2 separate regions of the Homo sapiens genome follow, and region 1 is linked to region 2. The links are chromatin loops, found by intact Hi-C in ENCODE. Cell type or tissue: gastrocnemius medialis. All regions are shown on one strand. Links, peaks and the distances in the headings refer to the core of each region. The heading gives the core; the rest is flanking DNA.

The links. A loop is a pair of places that touch in the nucleus more often than their neighbours do. Peaks named below come from ENCODE experiments on the same cell type or tissue, not always from the same donor. Only the 100,000 strongest peaks of a DNase experiment are listed, where the experiment ranks them.
Region 1: it touches region 2 in a loop (2.3-fold over the local background); 11 of 110 quality-filtered maps call a loop at or near these places.

Annotation. Positions count from the first base shown.
Region 1 is chr13:27,792,356-27,797,727 of GRCh38, forward strand. GSX1 (GS homeobox 1) reads left to right here and starts at 128. Exons shown (of 2, transcript NM_145657.3): 1 at 128-747; 2 at 1,211-2,413. The coding sequence starts at 336. The coding sequence ends at 1,593. RefSeq lists enhancers at 55-858, 2,467-3,269, 4,669-5,351. In gastrocnemius medialis, for the core only: no CTCF peak of the experiment used is centred there; no DNase peak of the experiment used is centred there; H3K27me3 peaks cover 4,807 bases.
Region 2 is chr13:27,665,848-27,671,219 of GRCh38, forward strand. It overlaps a transcript of POLR1D not described here. Among named protein-coding and RNA genes, the nearest start is that of POLR1D, 47 kb to the left of the region's middle. In gastrocnemius medialis, for the core only: no CTCF peak of the experiment used is centred there; a DNase peak (open chromatin) is centred at 2,288; H3K27ac peaks cover 1,474 bases.

The DNA.
Region 1 (5,372 bases), core at 319-5,318, 130 kb after region 2:
GGAAGCGTGCAGAGTGAATGCCAAGAGAAAAGGCACAAAAACCCTATTGAGAGGCCCCGGCCGCTCCTGGCGTAGTCCATCACATGGCAATAGTCCTATTTAAGCCGCGCCGCCGGCGCCTTTCAGCACCACTAGCGCTGGCCAGCACCCCGCGCTCTTTGGGCGGTGCCCACGGCAGCAGAGGCTACTGTTTCAGCCTAGGTCTCAGCCGCGCGTTCAGCCTCCTGGGCAGAGGCAGCTGCGGGATACCGCGGCCAGGGAAAGCGCGTGGAGAGCCGAAAGGTGCGGTGGGCGCAGAGGGCGGGCTGGCTGCGGGGCGACCGCGCGCCGGGGCCATGCCGCGCTCCTTCCTGGTGGACTCGCTAGTGCTGCGCGAGGCGGGCGAGAAGAAGGCGCCCGAGGGCAGCCCGCCGCCGCTCTTCCCCTACGCTGTGCCCCCGCCGCACGCGCTGCACGGTCTCTCGCCTGGCGCCTGCCACGCGCGCAAGGCTGGGCTGCTGTGCGTGTGCCCGCTCTGCGTCACCGCCTCGCAGCTGCATGGGCCCCCCGGGCCGCCCGCGCTGCCTCTACTCAAGGCTTCCTTCCCACCCTTCGGCTCGCAGTACTGCCACGCGCCCCTGGGCCGCCAGCACTCTGCTGTGTCGCCCGGGGTCGCTCACGGCCCGGCCGCCGCTGCTGCTGCCGCCGCGCTCTACCAGACCTCCTACCCGCTGCCTGACCCCAGGCAGTTCCACTGCATCTCTGTGGGTAAGCGGGGCCGCCGCGCAGAGGGACCGGGCAGAGGTGATCCGAAGCAGGATGGAGAGCCAGAGATGGAGGAAGAGGGACCCTGGGCTTTCTGGGGGCGGTGAGGGTCATGTCGGGGACTAAGGGGGGCGCTTGGGGTGGAGTGAGGATAGAGGGCCGGGACACAACGCCAGGAGGCGGATGAGGGCAGACGTCCAGGTCCTGGAGTGTGGGCCGGGGTAAGTGAGGGCTGGGATCCAAGGCTCTCCATGAAGGGGAAGGGGTTCCAGGGCTGCATGACTCCGGGAGAATCAGGATCTCGGAGCTGGACAAGGAGCGCTCACTGTAGCTCTGCTGTGGATTGTGTTGGGGCGAAGAGATGGGTAAGAGGTCAAAGTCGTAGGATTCTGGCGACCGCCTACCAAGGGATTGGGTCCACAGCACAGAGGTCTGATCGCTTCCTTCTCTGCTCTGCCACCTCCAGACAGCAGCTCTAACCAGCTGCCCAGCAGCAAGAGGATGCGCACGGCTTTCACCAGCACGCAGCTGCTAGAGCTGGAGCGCGAGTTCGCTTCTAATATGTACCTGTCCCGCCTACGTCGCATCGAGATCGCGACCTACCTGAATCTGTCCGAGAAGCAGGTGAAGATCTGGTTTCAGAACCGCCGAGTGAAGCACAAGAAGGAGGGCAAGGGCAGCAACCATCGTGGCGGCGGCGGCGGGGGTGCCGGTGGTGGCGGGAGCGCACCGCAAGGCTGCAAGTGCGCATCGCTCTCCTCAGCCAAGTGCTCCGAGGATGACGACGAATTGCCCATGTCTCCGTCCTCCTCAGGGAAGGACGACCGGGATCTTACGGTCACTCCCTAGGCGCGTGTCTCCCTAGGTCGCCCACCCCAAGACCTCCCTGCGCCTCGGAGACTAGTCCTGGGACTCAGCGCTGATTCCCAGGCACCCGCAGCCAAACCACTGCCTGGCATGGATTTGGCACTGCTTTGCAGAGGTCCCGGGCCTGGGCAGGGCTGAGAGCTTGGCAGAGACTGGACCATGGCGTCCCCGCCCCAGGGCTCGCTCGTGTCCAAAGCCAACTCCAAGCTGTGAACACTGTAAGCGCTCGAGTCCTCCTGGGCAGTGCAGCACCGCGGCCCCCGCCCGCAAGCCTGCTTGGCGCAGCGCCTTGCTGGCAGCCGGCGCCTCCTAGCCCGCCCTCTCTGGGCTGGCTTGGGCTTCCTCGCTTACTCTACTCTCCTCCGCTCTCGGTCAAGGTCGGCGGCCTTGGATGCTCGTTCGCTTCTCTTTTTAAAATGTCTTTTTGTCCCTCCCCACCTCTTTCCTGTGATCATTTATTCACTCGGCCCCCGCCCGCCAACACACACATTTATGAACCCCCACTTTTTTTTTCCTTCTCCTTTTCCCTTCCCCTCCTCAGGGAGCCTCCTCCTTCAGTCAGTCCATTTGTCCCTTGATCTGGCCTTGCTGTCCTCAGTCCCCACGGCTCCTCTCACAGATGATAAATTTCGCCCGTAGTATCCATATTGGGGAAACAGATTTGCTCTGTTTCCAACACGCTCTTCCTTCCTCTAAACATAGGACCCCGCTCTGCGCCGCTGGCGACCCCACTCTTCCCCCTCCAGACTCTGGCCCGCCCCAGCCTAGCTGTGTAATTGTACGGCCTCTGCAATGCCAGAAGATATTTATTTATTTATTTATGTACAAAATTTTAAATAAACTTTTTTTTTTCTTAGAAATGCCCGTGGCTCTGAGCCCAGAGGCCTTCGCTCTGGAGTAGACAGGCGCCAACCCGGATTGGGCCTCCCTTCTGGGAAGGGTTGGGGATCCAGTTGCAGGGTCCGAGCCGGCTCCTCGCCTTACAGCTCAGCCAGTGCCTCTCGGAACCCTCAGCTCCGCTGAGAGCCCGCCTTGCATGCCAGCCAGGTGCGCGCTAACGATTGTCCCGCTCCGGCGTGGCGCACAAGCGTCGCGGAGCTCAGAGAGCTAAGCCGGAAGGGAAGGAGAGCGCTCTCCTTGGACTGCACCATGGGTCCCAACCCCTGCAGCGCCTCCTTCTCACCTGGGATCCAGCCCCACCTCCATCCCTCACCATTTCGCTGTCCTGGCCAACAGCCGGGAGGGCAGAAACCACTCCCTCCATAAGCACAAGAAATCCGTCCTTCACTGCGCTTGGATTGATAACGATTCGTTAGGGACAAATTTCCATTCTGCGGGATGGTGCAGACTTCTCTCAGAGGGCCCTCCTCTCTTTGTTTTAAGGCAAATTCCCTTAGCCGAGTCCCTGGTCGCGGAACATTCCGGGCAAGGAATCCGAGAATCCGAAGTGATCCTGCCCCAGGGAGTCCCCGAGAGGGACTCTGCATAGCTGGAGCCAGTGGCTCTGGGACCTCATGTTCTCACCAATTCTCGTTAAAATCCTATATCCCCCTACGACTTAGAATCCACACCCCAGCTCCCTTTGAGGACATATGCGGGTTTTTTTACTCTCTAAGATGGATGAGGAGAAGGAAGTGCGTGAGGTTCTGCAGAAACGGAGAGCGCACAGCTGCGGGAGGAGTATTTCTGCAGTCAGTATTTCTGCAGTCAGACCTGGGAAGCTAATATCCGCGTTCTCGCCGCTCCCATTCTGTGTCCAGGAAACCTGATAGACCTTCTTTTCCTGCCAGACCCCTACACACACACACAGACACACACACACATACACACCCTGGGGAGCGCTGAACTCCCCGTGTCTAGGCAAAGCAAATGCGTCTTTTCCAGCAGGAAAGACGGTCCACCTGAGGTTGCTTAACATTTTTGAAGCTCATTTCCTCCCCCCCACAAAACGGCTTTATTGAGCTATTCACATTAGCATCCAGTTCATTCATTCAAAGTGTGCAATTCCACAACTTTTAGTATATTCACAGAATTGTGCAACCATCGACACAATCTTATTTAAAAACATTTTTGTCATCCCAAAGAGAAACCCCATCATGCCCATTGATAGTCTCTGCCAATTCTCACTATATCCCAGCCCTAGGCAACCACAAACCTACTTTTGATCTTGTATTAGTCAGGGTTCTCCAGAGAAAAGAGCAAATAGGCTGTATGTAGTTATGTGAGGAGGTTTATTCTGGAGACCAGGAACTACTGTGATATGCCATCTGCAAGCAGGAGAACTAGGAAAGCCAATGGTGTGATTTTAGTCCCAGTCTAACCGGCCTAAGAACCAGCGGAGCCGATGGTGTAACTCCTAGTCGGAGGCCAAAAGCCTGAGAACCTGGGAAGCCGCTAATCGAAGACCCAGACTACAAGGCCCCGGAACCAGGAGCTTGTGGGGCTTAGTTCTAAAATCTTCCATCTTTTCCTTCAAATCAAGCTGAGGATGGGGGTGGGAGGGTCTCTCTCCAGTTCCCCTGGAACAAGGGCAGGCACGATCTAGCTCCCCATGGAGAAACTCTTGCCGGTTCTTCCTGGAGCTAGGCATCTGAGTTGTGCTCTAGACTGATGAGGATCTCCATCAGTCTGAACCTCACTTTAGACGGGGACCAATTCTCCACCATCCCAGGAGGCGACATTGTGCCAATCTACGGCCAATCTGAACGAAGCCAAGGTGCTTTAGTGCATACCAGTGAATAGAATCACAACTGTTTTACTATCAGTGATGAGGCTGATGCTTGCTGAGTTTTGCTCGTTTGCATGTTGCTCTAGGGCCCCAGGGTGAGTGCAGTTGTGCACTCTTAGCTCCAGCAGGACCGGCCCAGCCTCCGTTTGGCTGGGATTTGGGGGCGGGCGGCAGCACGATTTTCTGGCAACGAGTTCGTTGTGGGTCTGAAGGACCGGCTTAGAACTAGCACCTCTCCTGGATTACAGGAGGGGGTGGTCTTGTGCACCTGGGAAAGGCCTTCGCCAGCACTCAGTGTCAGGCATCTTGATCAGAAATGCACTTTCGAGCCTGCCAGGGAACCAAGTTTGGAGGGGATGGAAACGGCGGTGGGAGACATAGAAAGGATGAACACACACACCCGGCTCTCCCCGCACTCGCCTCTTCTCCAGCTCCCCCTCCTCTCCCGCCTAGGAGTCCCTCCTGTTCCCAGCTTCTCCCCAGAGTCCGCAGATCCACAGCTGTGAGCCAGGTCCGCGTGGGGCCAGTTTTCCCAGGAGTGCACGTTTCCTCCTCTCGGCTTCCCAGGGATTCATTTCCGGAAGACCAAGCTTTCAGCTTTCTAGTCTGCCTTAGCGAGCAGCGGGAGGAAAAAAGCAAGCCTCCTTGTGGCGATCCCAGTTGTTGCCAAGGTGGTGACGGGAGCGCAGCGCTGGGGACCTGGAGGCGGCTGCGGCGCACCAGAGCTCTCAAGCATCCCGCCGCCAGCAGAGACTGCGTTCAAGTCCCAGCACACTTTCGCTCAAACACTCCTCACCCTGCAACCTCTGACCTGAATGCAGAAACAGTTTGCGTCTTGTGCTGAGCTGGCCGGGAGGCCTCCGCTCGTGTCAAAGCCTCTCCTCTGCCGCCTGGGTTGACCGCCAGGGAAGGGCGTGATTGCGGCCTGGAACTACCGGCTCCTCCTCTGAGGAGACCCAATCCAGCCATTAAACCACACTGCTCTGAGCTGGAATTTGGGGCTCACAAGGCGAATTGTGAAATTAGAACCAAA
Region 2 (5,372 bases), core at 254-5,253:
CCATCCTTACAAGCACAGCTTCCGCGCTCGAGGTTCCGCCAGTTACTCCCCGCCACGAAAGCGGAGCAGCCAGGACAAGTACGAAAAGCGGTCCAACCGGCGGTGAGGCTGGAACCAGGGCCAGCCAGCCCTGCGGGCCTCCGTGCTCCTTCGGGGTGCGGTGTGCGGAGAAGGCCTGAGCTGGCAGGGCAAACACCTGAGAGTGACTTTGACATTAGGTCCTTTGTTGTTTTTAAAGAGGCTGCTGGCCACAGGCAAAAAAAATGACCTAGCAACTCTTGAGGAAACAAGTGCAAAGGAGGATGTCTTGGCAAGTTTAAGCTACTTCTGCAGTGTAGTAGACTTACATATTGTTGTTTATCTTGTTTGGAAGTGTGTTTCAAAATAAACATGTCTAGAATTTAAAGTTTTCAGAGATTGTTAAAACTGGTTCCAATTTTTTGGTCATTTCTCAGAAAAATAAAATACTTATAAATCCTATATTTTACTTTTTGGGGGTATTACATTTAAAATTTAGAAATCATCAGTCCAGTGACCATATTTATGAAAAGCTGTAGCCCTCCAAGGTCTGGGAATTTATCGAGAAGCTCTTTGATAGCTCTGCATTTGTTTTCCCTTAGGTGAACAATGTAGGAAATCCTCAAAGTGGCTTTGAATTTAATGCTCCACTTCAGTTACCAGAGGTTAAAAATGGGTTTTGTTGTTTCCTGTGCATTCTCAAACTCATTTATTAGATAGAACAATCTTTCTATATTTAATTTTTTTAATATATAGGTCTTAAGTGGTGCTTTAAAAAGAACCCTCACAAGTTAAAAATTAAGAGTTGTTTCAGTGCTAGATCTTACCAGCTAAAGACTTGTGATACCACTATATAGTATAGTTGTTCCAGAAATCTTCATTTTAAATAGAAGTGTTTACAATGCCTTTTTTCCCCCAGTATTGGTTTTCAATACCTGTTTTCATATACAATTACAAACCTTTCAAACCTGTATTCCTTCTTTATACTCAGGAAAATGTCACCAAGCACCCTCCTCCCCAGTTCACAAAAGGAAGAAGATGAAGATTCTGTCTCCCTGTTCCCCCTCCCCAGTTTTCCAAAGTGTCTGAGCATATGCCTGGCTGTCCTCAGATCATCACCATGCCACATCCCTGCTCCCTACTTCCTGGCAGCCAAGAAAAGCCCTTTCTACATGCTAGAAGGAAATACATCCAAAAAGTTAGCATTGGAGTGTTAGAAACTAGAATAGACCTCTCCGCCACCGAGCTGCTGTGTCACGCCCTCAGCCTGCTAGGGAGTGACAAGCCCAAGTCATTCTTGATCCACCCCTTCTCCCACCCCAGATCCCAGGGACTCATCCTGTGACTTTGTAACCACACTCATTCCTTTCAAACACAGAGGAGGAATTATTGCTTCATCTGACTTTATTCAAATCTAGTTATGTATTGGCCTAAATTATTTGTGCAAAATTTGAAATGTTTTTTATTTAAATATTAGAAATAGCACAAAGTCATGGAGTTTTTAAAAATTGTTATAATTAAGTAAAAATAAAGCTGAATTGTGTCATTTGTGTATGCATTCTGTATTTATTCATTATTTATTCATTTATTTTGTTTGAGAAGGAGTCTCGCTCTTTTCCCCCAGGCTGTAGTGTGATGGCACGTATCTCGGCCCACTGCAACCTCCGCCTCCTGGGTTCAAGCGATTCTCCTGCCTCAGCCTCCTGAGTAGCTGGGATTGCAGGTGTGCGCCAACATGTGCAGCTCATTTTTGTATTTTTAGTAGAGAGAGGGTTTCGCCACGTTGCCCAGGCTGGTTTCGAACTCCTGAGCTCCGGTGATCTGCCCGCCTCGGCCTGCCAAAGTGCTGGGATTACAGGCGTGGGCCACTGCACCCAGCCTTGCATTCTGTATTTATAACACACAGACAAGTTCATTATCCTTTAAAAGGGAATGACTGAAATGAACACATTTTTGTACTCAAAATTAAGGGAAGCTTTTTAGCCTAACTATACTTACCTTTCTTAAGTTGTGTTAAACGACAGTGGCCTACAAAACCATTTTCCCTTTTAAAAGCACTGTTCTATTTCAGAAAAGTTTATTGGAATCTTTAGGCTTCTATCAAGAGCAGCCATAATTTCCAGTCTAAAAATGTCAAGAGAAAATTATCTATTTTTTATTCCCTATGTATACAGTAGATGTTAGGGGAGGGATTGGTCATGAGATACATTCACCAGCCACCTCCTGTTTCTGTGGTTAACATACTGGCGCTGCCAAGAGCTCCCATCCGCCTGTGTTACTATCTGATCTCCATTGTAACTATATTTAGAGATCACAAAGCCTGGGATAGAGGTTAGAGAAACTGAATCTTAGTCCTGCCTCTGCTTCTGGCTAGCTTCAGGCCTTATCTGGGTCACTTTTCTGGACTGCATTTTTTCATCTGCAAACTAAGATGTTTGGAGTGAGTCTTTAACTTTCAATAGGTAAAGAAAGAAGTGCAAATAGCCCTAAATTTTAGGAACTGCGTTCCATGCTTCCACTAGAAACCATTAAGACTTAAACACAAATGCAACTTGACATAATTTTTTGTTTTATCTCATGTTAGAAAACAGCCTGTAAGAAATATAAGCAAAAAGCTATGGTTCCTAGCCATATCTGGTCACCTATTGGTGGCTAGTCTTTCTGAATCGCCCATTTATGAAGGGGGAGGGACTTAGGGTAGGTCCCTCTGAGTAGGCAGTTTATAAATTTTTATTTGGAAACACATGTTATAAATCTCAGTGGGTTTTACTTTAGGGCTCAGCAGGCTAAGCACTAAAGGACATTTCCTCAGAGCTGATTCTGGAAGATGGCTGTGGAGTTTTGAATTTCCCTGTGGACTTCTTTTTTGCTGAGAGGTTGGCAGGGGGGCAGGGGGCACATTGGCACATCTGCTTCAAAGCATAAAAAATGCTTTGGGGTAGCATTTATTCTTTCACTGATTATTCAAGTGACTTAGCATGGCACTTACATATTTATTTATTTTTTGAGATGGAGTCTCGCTCTGTTGCCCAGGCTGGAGTGCAAAGGCACGATCTCAGCTCACTGCAACCTCTGCCTCCCAGGATCAAGCAACTCTCCTACCTCAGCCTCCCGGGTAGCTGGGACTACAAGGCATGTGCCACCTGGCTAATTTTGTATTTTTAGTAGAGACGGGGTTTCACCATATTGGCCAGGCTGGTCTTGAACTCCTGACCTCAGGTGATCTGCCCACCTCGGCCTCCCAAAGTGCTGGGATTACAGGCGTGAGCCACAACACCCAGCCCATATTTTTACAATTAGTTACATATTCGTCATTCGTAGAGGTCATGCCATCACCTTAGAATCATAAAGAGTATCTGGTGGATAAGCAGTGCCTATTTAATAGACATTATATGAGGTGGGTTCCTGATGAAATGAAGCCTCATCACTTTCCTAAGGAGTGTTCTGTGTCCTGGGATCCAGTATAGAGGACTCCCCTCCCCAGAGGAGCTGAATCTAGGAAACCCATAAATATTCTCCCTATGAGGTGTTTGTAGGCTGTATTGGAACTGTGTGGACAGTAACAGTGATTGTCTATCACCTGTGGCCAAACACTGTTATATCTTTTACCTGTGTTCAGGTAGTTATCCCACAACCCTATGAAGAAGATGCTACTCACCTTCATTTTACAAATAAGGGAAACTGAGGATAGATTAAAAACTTTGCCCAAAATCACAGAACTAGGAAGTGGCAGAAATGCTAGCTGAAGCCAAGACTCTCTGAATCAAAAACCCATACTCTTTCCTGTACCCTATGCCAAACTTAATCCAAACTCGGCTCCCTCAAAACACAGGACGGGAGGGTCGTCTCAAGGTGTATATGCTCCATGTCTTCCCAATTTAAGAACCTAAAGAACTTTTATAATCACTGCATTTTGCAAGCCAAAATCTACTCCCATAGATCAGAACATGGAAGCCCCAGCAAAGAACATTTGTATGGGGAACTGTTTCCCAAGGGCCAGTGTAGACAGCGATCTGAATCCAAGAGAAAAACTCTCACAACTCTTGTGAAATGGTTAAATGGCAGCTAATGGAATATAGCTATGGAAAACTAAAACCTCAGGTGAAGCCAGTATTCTAGATCTTCCATGTTTGAATTTTTTTTTCTCCATCCATAAGAATAGTGAGATTTGGGAGTAAAGAAATCCTTGGGACGCGGCCTCTTTGATACCATAGAAAACATTCTATAATCCAAGGAATTTGAGAAACTATCTCTTGGAAAGCCATGTCAGCAGATCATAAATTGAGCCTCACCCATGGCTCTTCTGAGTCTAGATACTGAGAAGGTTAGTTTGCCAAGTGGAAACTCTTGTTCTCAACATGGAAAAGATGCCCAGGAAGCATGCCCTTTTACACACAGGAACACATAAAGAGGAAAGTAAATTAATCCCCATTAAACTGGCAAGGCAACACTGAAGGCAGAATTCAAAGGCAACTTATACATTTTTATTTGGTAACCCATGTTATAAATCTCAATGAACATTACCATGAAAAGGCCAATAATAAACATGGATTTTGGAGCATCATTAATAGTAAGATGAAAGATGAACTATTTCTCCCATCCATATAGTCCTGTAATATTCACCTTTGGTTTCGATAACTTATAAATACTCTCTATGTGAAACAAATACCAGATATAACACATCATATGAAACACCTGAGGGAGACATTTCTCCTCCACATAAATGTATAGCCTGCCCTAAGTGGTGGTCCCTTGTCCTTCCTGGATTGTTTTTTCTTATTAATTCCTCAGTGGTAGCTCCCTCAAGTTGAACTAGTATATACTGTCCAATTATAAGCCCCTATCTACTCCAAATTACACTCATCAGTCTGCTAAATACTCCTTTCAAAGCTCAGTACCAATTTACAAAGAAAACTCCACAAGACTTATTTTTAATCCCACATCCTGCATGAAGAACAGACCATTGGTGTACTCATTCATTCTCTCACTCAGTGAACACTTAGAGAATCAGGAGATTATGACAAGCACATGCTGGGCCCAGACCTGGACAATTTAACCCCGTTTCCAAAATCTAGGCCATGCTTGTGTCTTCCATACTTAAAGCTACAGAGTATCTGTTCAGTACAATACTTGCTTCCTGAAATTTTTTTGGCCCTGCCTGCAGTTATTCTGATCTTCCATACTGGTGAAGCAGTTGGTAGTTGTTCATCAGCACAAAAACAGTGCAGATTCCTTCATTTTCATTTTGTTAAAGAGTCCAAATTTTCATTTTGATGAATTCTAAAAACATGCATCTGATGAATCTTAAAAATATGTATGTGAATCTCTAAAGTATTAACAGCAGACACAGCAGG